2 separate regions of the Homo sapiens genome follow, and region 2 is linked to region 1. The links are chromatin loops, found by intact Hi-C in ENCODE. Cell type or tissue: mammary epithelial cell. All regions are shown on one strand. Links, peaks and the distances in the headings refer to the core of each region. The heading gives the core; the rest is flanking DNA. Region 1 has its middle 99 kb from the start of LINC01956. Region 2 has its middle 180 kb from the start of THORLNC.

Evidence for each region. Peaks named below come from ENCODE experiments on the same cell type or tissue, not always from the same donor. Only the 100,000 strongest peaks of a DNase experiment are listed, where the experiment ranks them.
Region 2: a loop joins it to region 1, with 5 times the contacts of the local background. A loop is called at or near these places in 3 of 110 quality-filtered maps.

What each region holds. Positions count from the first base shown.
Region 1 is chr2:118,734,852-118,740,238 of GRCh38, forward strand. No RefSeq gene overlaps it. Among named protein-coding and RNA genes, the nearest start is that of LINC01956, 99 kb to the right of the region's middle. RefSeq lists an enhancer at 3,742-4,036. In mammary epithelial cell, for the core only: a CTCF peak has its summit at 3,040 (motif pointing left); a DNase peak (open chromatin) is centred at 3,870; H3K27ac peaks cover 656 bases.
Region 2 is chr2:118,368,392-118,373,778 of GRCh38, forward strand. No RefSeq gene overlaps it. Among named protein-coding and RNA genes, the nearest start is that of THORLNC, 180 kb to the left of the region's middle. RefSeq lists an enhancer at 871-1,641. In mammary epithelial cell, for the core only: a CTCF peak has its summit at 3,295 (motif pointing right); no DNase peak of the experiment used is centred there.

The DNA of each region.
Region 1 (5,387 bases), core at 330-5,329:
TGGAAAAACACAGGGTTTTTTTTGCTTGTTTTGGTTTTTTTAGAGACAGGGTCTCACTCTGTCACTCTGTTGCTCAGGCTGCAGTGCAGTGGTGTAATCATAGCTCACTGTAACCTCAAACTCCTGGGCTCAAGTGATCTTCCTGCCTCAGCCTCCTGAGTAGCTAGGACTACAGATTTGCACCACCATGCCTGGCTAATTTGTTTTATCTGTTGTAGAGATGGGGTCTCACTATGTTGACCAGGCCACCAGTCTTGAACTCCTGGCCTCAAGGGATCCTCCCACCTTGGCCTCCCAAAGCACTGGGATTCCAGGCACAAGCCACTGTGCCTAGCCAGGTGATTTTTATTGGCCTTAATTTTTTTTTTTGAATTGTGGTAACATATGCAAAACATAGAATGTACCATGTATTCGTCCATTCTCCTGCTGCTATGAAGAAATACCCAAGACGGGGTAATTTATAAAGAAAAGAGGTTTAATTGACTCATAGTTCTGCATGGCTGGGGAGGCCTCAGGCAACTTACAATCATGGAGAAAAGTCATCTTAATTTGCAGCCATCTCCTACCTCTTCACAGGGCAGAGGAGAGAGAATGAATGCAAGCAGGGAAAATGTCAGACGCTTATAAAACCATCAGATCTCTTGAGACTCACTCATTATCACAAGAACAGCATGGGGGAAACCGCCTCCATGATTCAATTACTTCCACCTGGTCCCACCCTTTACACGTGGGGATTATGGAGATTACCATTCAAGGTGAGATGTGGGTGGGGGCACAGAGCCAAACCATATCATACCACTTTGACCATTTTTAAATGTACAGTTCAGTGGCATTAAGTACATTTGCTTTGCGCAATCATCACCACCATCCATCTCCAGAACTTTTTCGTCTTCCCAAACTGAAACTCTGTACTCATTAAATACTAGCGCTCCATTCCTCCCTTTTCCAAACCCTGGCAACCACCATTCTACTTTCTTTATATAAATTTAACTACTCTCCCTACTTCATATAAGTGGAATCATACAGTCAATGTCCTTTTGTGACTGGCTTTACTTCACTTAGCATAATGTTCTCAAAGTTATTCCATGTTGTAACAAGTGTCAGAATAATATTCCATCATGCCTGTAACCCCAGCACTTTGGGAGGCCAAGGCAGGTGGATCACTTGAGCCTAGGAGTTCAAGGCCAGCCTAGGCAACAGAGTGAGACTGCATCGCTACAGCAAAAACAGAAAAAATTAGCCAGGTGTCGTGGTGCGCTGAGATGGGATGAGTGCTTGAGCCTTTGAGGAGGTCAAGGCTGCAGGGAGCTGTGATTACACCACCACACTCCAGCCTGGGCAACAGAGAGAGGCCCTATCTCAAAAAAAAAAAATTCATATATATATCATGTTTTCTTTGTCCATTCTTCTGTTGACAAACATTTGGACTGCCTCCACCTTTTGGCTATTGTAAATAATGCTACCATGAACATAGATATGCAAATATCTCTTGAAGACTCTGCTTTCAATTCTTGTAGATATGGACCTAGAAATGGAATTCCTGGATCATATGGTAATTCTATCTTTAAATGTCTTGAGGAACTGCCACCCAGTTTTCTACAGCAGGTATACCATTTTACACTCCTACTAGCTATGCACAAGGGTTCTAATTTCTTCTATCCTCACCAACACTTGTAATTTTTTGCTTTTTGAATAATAGCCATCCTAATGAATATGAAGCAGTATCTCATTGTGGTTTTATTTGCATTTCCCTAATGATTAGTGATACTGAGCGTCTTTTCATGTACTTACTGACCATTTATCTGTCTTCTTTGAAGAAATGCCTATTCGGGTCCTCTGCCCATTTTTCTAATTGGATTGCTTTTTGTTGTTGTTGAATTGTAGGAGTTCTTTCATATATTCTGGATTTTAATCCCTTATTGGATATATGATTTCCAAATATTTTCTTCCACTCTGTGGGCTGTCTGTTCACTCTGTTTATAGTATCCTTTAGTCCATAAAATAAGTTTTTTGCATATTTCAAAGTTTCCACAATAAACCTGTAGTGTTTTCAAAATAGGAGGAAACATTTTTTAAACTCTGTGATGCTTATGGAGATGTTTTTATGATATGAAGATATACATATGTAATATAGTATTGTTAATTAAAACATGGGAAATTCAGTTATAAATGCAATCAGATATCAACAATGAAAAAAGATCAGAAGGAAAAACAATTTTGTTGTTTTCTCTGGCTGGTGAGATTGTAAGTGAAAATTTTTTCTCTGTCTACTTTTCTGTGTTTTCTAACTTCCTATAGTAAATGTGTGTTGATTTTAAATGTAGAAGATGAAAAACAAGTATTTAAAGGGAGAAGAAGAAAACATCATGGGCATCTATCTGTGCTCTCAAGCATCAAATAAATCTTTAAACGTGCAAAGAAACACAAAGATGTGTTTAGGCCCCTTCCCCTGTCCTAAGGGTCTCACTGCCCCTACTTTTTGGGAACAGCTCTCATTCAGGCAGGAGTGGGGCGTGGGGACCTTGTCAACACTCATCTCCTCAGAGGCCACCTCCTCAATACACTTTTCCAGCTTATGCATCTGGTAAGGCAGAACAAAGAACAAATTTTCACAAGGGACAAAAGTTTCTAGTTCTATTTCTGAAGACAATTTCGATTGAAAACTGCTATTGCTTTTATTTAAAAAAGAATTTTCAGATGATAAACATTTTCTTTTATTAAGCTTTGCATTCTCTCAAGGTAGGAAACTCAGCAAACACCTTCATATGCTAATTTCCAGAATGAAAGAGCAGAGATAAATGACTCCTCTTACGAAAAGAACTGTAAACAAACAGGGTCTTCACTTATGGTTTCATTACCTCTATTTAGTCTGTTCTGTGCAGCAGCCAACGTGCACCTGTCTACATATCTGAGGCGTGCATTCATGCATTCATGCGCACTTAGCTGTGGGATTCATCACATGCTCTTCCTGGAGTCCTCAGTTGGCTCTAGGCTGTATTTGATGATCCAAGTGCAGGCTTCCTTGAAGGCAGGGAGCAGTATTTTTAAAACTGGTTGGTACAGGTTACCATCTTGAGGCCAGAGCAGTACTGCAGCTGGGTAGCCACCTGGTTGTGTGATCCTGGAAAAGTCATTTCATTTTTCTGTGGTATCGTTTTCAGAGAAAAGTCCAGAGATGTCCTTTGTCCTCCACTGAAGGACCCAGCCATTCTCGCTCTTTGTTCAGGTCTCTCTGCTCAAAACCACCTTCTGTCTAGCAATATCTCTCTAGCTCCCATCTCCAGCCCGACTTCATTGTTCATGACACCCATCACTTCCTGACATTATGCTACGTAATTATGTGCTTCCTTACTTATGTTCGTCTCTCCCATAGAATGTAAGGCTTTTGTCTTATTATCAACTTCTCAGCATCTAGCACAGCACCTGGCACCTTGTAGGTGCTCAGTAAGTATTTTGGATGATGTAATACATGAATCAATCAATCAACAAATCCATTATTAACTGAAGGTAGCTACTACCTCCTTCATGAGTTGGTCTGAGAATAACATGAGATTATTTTTGTGAACTTTTCAGATATTGTTCATCTTAGTATCTCCAGTGCCTCAGTCCTTGCATATAGTTAGTGGTTAGCAAATTTGGTGAATAGGTGCATAAAATAATACATAATGTATTTATTGTCAGTCAACTTCCAATCATCTTTATTAATAAATGGAAAGTGGGCAATGAATAATGTGAAACAGAAGCGAATCTAAAAATAATTTCTGTTGGCGGGAACATATACCGTATTATTCATAGCTTGATCTCCCAGTAGCTATCAGCCCAGTCTGTGAGCCAGGAGCTGTGTACGCATTCAGCATACCTGATGACTCACTCCAGACGCTTCAAGTCCTTTTGGCCCTGTGTTCCAACAAATGTATTCATTTCCTGCTGCCTTTTGAATCATGGCCTGGCCTGAATTTCTCCATCCCTTCCCTTCAGCTCTGATTTACATGGCCTTTTCTGAGAGCCAGAGGCATCCACAAGCAGCCAGGGCCAGGGGCAGGCTCCGAGCACCAAGTCCTCTGGTGGAAAAGGCTGGAGCACCAAATGGGGGGAGACCTGGAGGGTGACTCCAGCACAGTATATTCTCCTCTGCTCAAATGTGGCTTTTCCCCAGGACCTCCAAGTCTCCTGCAGAGCAGAAAACTTCCTGGAACTCTTGGCTTTCTTCTCTTGTGACTTATTACAAGTACTGCCAACAGCCATCATTTATTTCTTGTGCCTGATTTTGCACTGTTCATGGATTATCTCATTTAAGGCTCAATGTGACCCTTTGAGGTCAGTATAGTTATTCTCCTCCTACAGATGAAAAAATGAGGTTCAGAGAGATAAGGTTTTTGCCAGGAATGCGCAGCCAGACAGTGGCCCTGGATTGACCCACTTCACCATTCCTGCCCCTCATTCATTCCCTCAAAAAGCAAATATTACCCTTAGGTGGGTGTTTTGCTCAATGTCACTGGATTCTTACAGGAGGCTTTATTAGCACTTATGAGGATATTTTCAATGTAATACTGAATAGGATTCAGTACACCAAAATTTGGGAAGAAGTTAAACAACAGACTTACCTCTGATTATGTTTTGCTCAGAACAATATTCATGTAAATTTGTGCATCTAGTCAATAAATATTTATTGATTGCCTGCTCTATTTTAGGCACTAGGAATACAGCAGTGGACAAAACTGATAAATCTCCACCGAAATGTATCTTATGTCCTAGTGGAGAAACACAAAAATAGAGGCAATAGTTAAGGAAGATATTAGAAAAGGTTAGTTAGCAATACAAAAAAGATAAAGCAGGGAGGGAGAATGGGAGCCCTATGTTGGTGGGAGACATTCAAAGATGGCCTCACTGAGAAGGTGAGATTTGAGGAAAGATCTGAAAGAAGTGAGGGAGGGAGCCACACAGACGCTGGCAAGAAGAGTAGTTTAGGTAGAGACAAGCACAGGCTCAAAAGTCGTGGGGCAGAAATGTGCCTGGATTAATGGAGACACAGCAACAAGGGCAGTGTGTCTGGAGGAGACTAGAAGATGAGGTGTAAGAGGTAAGAGGGAAGGTTACACCATGCTGGGAAGGGTCCCTGGAGAGCATGCAGGGGGCCCATGGACTGGGCTGAGAAAAGAATCACAACTGTATTTTCATATCCAGTATGACATGCATGTTGCCTTGCCCAAAACCACCCCATAGTTGAAAGTTTTTATTCAAACAAGCAACTATAACTTTCACCCTAATCAGTCTTTTAAAATATACTTTAACACACTGATTTTTAAGCATTTTAGTTGCATACTACATTAATAACAAAATGCATACATTACTATATCCAAATTTTGTTTTTTAATAGCTTAATAACT
Region 2 (5,387 bases), core at 323-5,322, 370 kb before region 1:
TCAGACATTTTAAAACTTTAAACTCAGTATTGAATGGAAATCAAGCTTTACTTTTTGGAGGAAATAGGTCTCTGTTTTTGGTGTCTTGACAGACACAGGGTTCTCTATGGTAGTGGGTCTTCTTTCGATGGAACACTTGTGTTAATCAAAAAAATGGCAGGGTGCATGAATCTCAACAAAATATTTTTATTTATAAAATATACCCATTTTCTATAATAATATGTACATTAAGAATATACACTAAGAATAAGAATTCCCACATTAAGTATATTGTTTTTGTAAAACAATGTCTGTCCAGCTTATTGTCCAGTTAATAAAGTTAAAGGTCCTTTAAAAGTTGTCATTGTAAATAAAACAACTTGCAAAAAAGTGTTCTGGAATAGAATTAACAAAATATGATCTCTATTCATGAGTTGGAAACTGGAAAAAGGATTCTTGAAGTAAATGTTCTGAGTGGAGTTACTAGGATGTCTTCCAGCCTCCTGCAGTCAAGGAGTACCACTGTATTGATTAGTCCGCATGTAGCAGGGCTCCCTTCATCACATCTGGGGACTTGTTTTCTTTTTCTTTAATTTCATTTTTAATCCTCTTAGCTTTAAATATACTGCCTAGAGACTCAGTTACTACCCAGTTTGTGGGTTTTTTGGGATAAATGTAACTGGACAGTTTGTTAGCTTTTCAATTAAAAAAGACACTTAGCCCATGTGGGATGTCATTTTTTATAATCAGTGTTCCCATGTGGGGAAAATTATTCACACTACTTGCAAGTAAAAAATAATTTAACTTTTAACATTAAAATATGTGGTAAAACCCAGAAAACATCCAAAACAAAAGAATATACATAAAGAATAAAATTAAAATTGTAATGTAATGAATAAATAAAAGTAGTGGTTGCTAGTTTTTCTTTGTGTATTTCAATGGATTACCTTGTCCACACTGTGAGATTTACCTGTCTCACTGTGGAGACCACTTTCTTGCATGTCCGTGTGAAGAGACTACTAAACAGGCTTTGTGTGAACAATAAAGCTTTTTAATCACCTGGGTGCAGGTGGGCTGAGTCCAAAAAGAGAGTAAGTGAAGGGAGATAGGGGTGGGGCCGTTTTATAAGATTTGGGTAGGTAAAGGAAAATTACAGTCAAAGGGGGATTGTTCTCTGGCGGGCAGGAGTGGGGGTCACAAGGTGTTCAGTAGGGGAGCTTTTGAGCCAGGATGAGCCAGGAAAAGGACTTTCACAAGACAGTGTCATCAGTTAAGGCAACGACTGGCCATTTTCACTTCTTCTGTGGTGGAATGTCATCAGTTAAGGCGGGGCAGGGCGTTTTCACTTCTTTTGTGATTCTTCGGTTACTTCAGGCCACCTAGGTGTATACGTGCAAGTCACCAGGGATGCGATGGCTTAGCTTGGGCTCAGAGGCCTGACAACCACTGCTCACTCTCAGTTGTACATGAAAAATAGTCAATTAAAACAACAATGAGATACCACTGTAGAGCTATTAGAATGGTGAAAATCTAAAATACCAGCACCACCAAATGCTGGTGACAAGGTAGAGCAAGGAGCTCTCATTCATTGCTGATGGGAATGCAAAATAGATACAGCCACTTTGGAAGATAGATCTGGCAGTTTCTCACAAAGCTAAACATACTCTTACCATTTAGTCTAGCAATCATATTTCTTAGTATTTAGACAAACAAAGTGAAAACTTACATTCACACAAAAAATCAGAACATGATTATTTATAGTAGCTTTATTCATAACTGGCAAAGCTTGGAAGCAGCCAAGGTGCCCTTCAATCGGTGAATGGATAAACAAACTGTGGTACATCCCTATAATGGAATATTATTCAGCAATAAAAAGACATGAACCACAGAAAAAAAATGGAGGAAACTTAAATGTATAAAAAGGCTGTATACTGTATGATTCTAACTATATGACATTCTGGAAAAGGCAGTAAAAAAGATCAGTGGTTGTCAGGGTTTTGGATAGTAAAGGCAGGTGGATGGAATGATAAAAAGGTTTAGCACAGCGCATTTTCTAAGCAGTGAAACCCTTCTGTATGATATAATGACGGATACATATACATTTGTCAAAACCCAGGGAAGTACATAATGCAAAGAGTGAACTCTAATGTAAACTATGAATTTTAATTAATAATAATGTATCAATATTGGCTCATCAATTAGAAAACAATGTATCACACTAATGCAAGATGTTAATAATAGGGAAATTGTGGAGGAAGAGGGAGAATATGAAAACTCTACTTTCTGTGTAATTTTTCTGTAAACTTAAAACTGATCTGACATATAAAACTTATTTAAAAGATAGACTAAAAAAAGTATAAATGGTTGTTCTGACTAGATTTTGACTTGGCTGTCTGTGTGAGAATTATTAGACACCTTGTTGAAATTCTAGTGGCCAATGTTTGGGACATGATTAGCAAAGGAAAGTGTTTTAAAACATTTTAGTCCAGGTAAAAGATTGCATTCCCTTTCTGGAAAGATGACTTTTAGGTGGGCTAAATTTGAATCTGGGCCCTAATCCTTATAGCCACATGAGCATGAGTAGCTCACGTAACTGTTGTGAGTCTCAGTTTTGTCTTCTGTAAAATGGACATAATTTCTACAATATCAAACCTCAAAAAGTTGGTGTGAGGATTATTAGAGCAAATATATGTAAAAAGATTGGTGATCAGTAGGCATGAATGAACAATCACTTTTATTGTTAGGCAAAACCAAGTAACTCTGCCTGAGAAGCCATCACTACATATTATACCTTGGCTTATGCATCCATTGAAATGAAGAATCATGATGTCTGTTAAAAATTCTCTCAATGACACTCAATTTTACTGAAGCATAGGAAATAACTGGGAACAGTAATAGTTATAAGAAATGAAATAAAATGAGGCTAATGTAAATAAAAAGGAGTTACCTACTGGCTTTTCCCAATTAATTAGCATATGCACATTCAATTATTCATACTTTAGGGAACTCATTTAGGCAATCAGGTATCCCATAAATATTCATCTTGTTTACCTACAGTGTGTCTGTCATTAGGATTGGAAATTGGCAGTGTTTTCTCAATATATTTCACAACTGGTTGCTTTGAAAAAAAATTACCTGAGACTAAATTCATATGTCATTAATGGTGCGAACAATCTGCCACATGAACGCTGAATTAACAGTGGGATGCTTCGTGCTTGTTTGTCCTCTCTTGGGTAGGGGCTCCATCACCTACTCAAAAGGCATGGATTTTCTCAGGGGGCCAGCGGATGGAACTGCAGAGGTGCGATTCTGACCTTTGGCCACTAGCATGTGCTCTTGAATAGCTTTTCATGGCAGTCAGGCCCTGGGCCCACAGGAACTGAGAGGCTACCTCTGGTTCTAATTTGTTGAAGAGGCAGAAAGAATGTGATTTATAAGTGTGAAAGCATTGTGCCACTAACTCAGACATGACCCCACATAAGTGGCTCTTCAAGATGCCAGGAATGGCCCAGGCATTTGCAGAATCGCATATATAATCAGGAGGGGCTACGGAATATGCAGGGCCAGTGCAAAATCAAAATGTGGAAATGTAGAGCCCCTCTCAGCACCCGCTGTTCAAAAATTAAGTATTTCAAGACAGTAACAGCGGGGCCTTTCTGTCTGAATGTGGGGCTCTGTGCTACTGCACATGTTAGGTTGAAGCTGGCCCTGAATGCAATACACTGTTACCTTCTCCCTAACTGCCCAGCCTCAAACAGATGACAAAACAAGGATGAATGACCTCTCCTGGCTATTAGGGAACCAAATTTTGCGTTATAGGTGCTATTTCTTGAGCACTTATTAGAGCCAGTGCTAGGCTATGATATTTTCTCTAACCCCTATGTTTCCCTTAGGCCTCCAAAATAGACGTTAGTGTCTCCATCATACAGGCAAAGAAATGGAGTTATAGAGAGAGCAAATGACTTACACAGAAGTAGTAAGTGACTGAATCAGGGTGTCCAGGTTTGTCTAACTCCAAAGCCCATGTTCTTTCCATGGGAATCATGCTATTTTGTAGGGTTGGAAGCTATGAACTTCTAAAACATAGCATATGCAGTTTTGGTGGGTAACTTTCTATTTCCAATAATTGTATTTACCTTTAAAGATTTTGCAACATTCCTCAGCTTCCTTTACCACGTTCTGCAATCTCTTCTCTCAGCAACAGGAAACACTGCAAGAACATTTTCCAGAGCAAATTACAAGTGTTGCTTCCACTTCTTGCCCTCCAGGCTGCAGACAAAAGCTCTTTTCATTGTGTCAAAGGGATACAGTCAGGCGAACAGTATAAACTAGCAGGACGATGTAGTTTCCAAAGAGGAGCCTAGTCTAAACTTTTTTGATCCACACTTGAAATAAATCAATATGGTGCAGGACGGACCATGAAAGACCCTTTGAGAAGAGAAAGGTCTTCAGAATACGGAATGGGACCAAGTCTTTCCCTAACTTTCTCACTCCCAAATTGTATAAAAAACAGGGACTATGGGGTGGGGGGAGTACCAAGGAATGGCCTCTTGTCTTGTTTAATGGGAAGGAGACAATTCCAAAATGTCCCCACCTTTGCAAAGGAAAGCTCCTTTTGTTTGAAGCTTAGCAAAGCTACTTTGGTTGCTATGAAAACAGAATCAGTACGATGGACTGTTTCAGGGTTTCAGGCTGTGCTCCTCTTGGAAGTCACAGCCCCCTTGCAGCCAACAAACAGCATGAGTGGCTCAGCTTTCCCAAAGCTGGGCTGCTCATTAGAGCCATCAGTTAACCCCCTGCCCCTGCCCATTGCCTACTTATTGTAATTAATTTTATGGCCCCTTTAAAAAAGAGAGAGAAAAGAAAAGGGAGACCTCTACATTTTATGCTACATTGCACAAGCAATTGAAAGTTGCGGGGAAAGAAGAAAAAAAAATCAAGCACCAAATGTTTAGCAGGGTTTTCTTCTCTTTTAAATGAGCAATCTATTTAAATCAATTATCAGCTCAAAATGAGCAGGCTGATCTAATTAGTCTTGGCCCCTGGTGGGTTAATGAATGAAAGGGAGGTGCCGGGTAGATGTGCGCTTTCTTTGGAGTCTTCAGAACTGACCACACTAACACTAAGCCTTTCTGGGTTGCTAAGTCTTATCAGGCAGAATTATAGAAAGACATAAAAAGAGACAGAGAGAGAGAGAGTAGAATGAGAGAATAGGGGAGAATTATTAGTTCCATCAACGGAATGACTAAGCATTGCGTGGCATATTTTCAGTCTGAGATTTACCACACAGTGATCATTACCATTTGATAAGTAGTTCAGAATTGCAAAGAAATCAATTTGTGTTTTCTTTAAGCATGTTTGAAATGGAACAACATATTGACTTCAGAAGAAAACATGCTGGTGAGGGA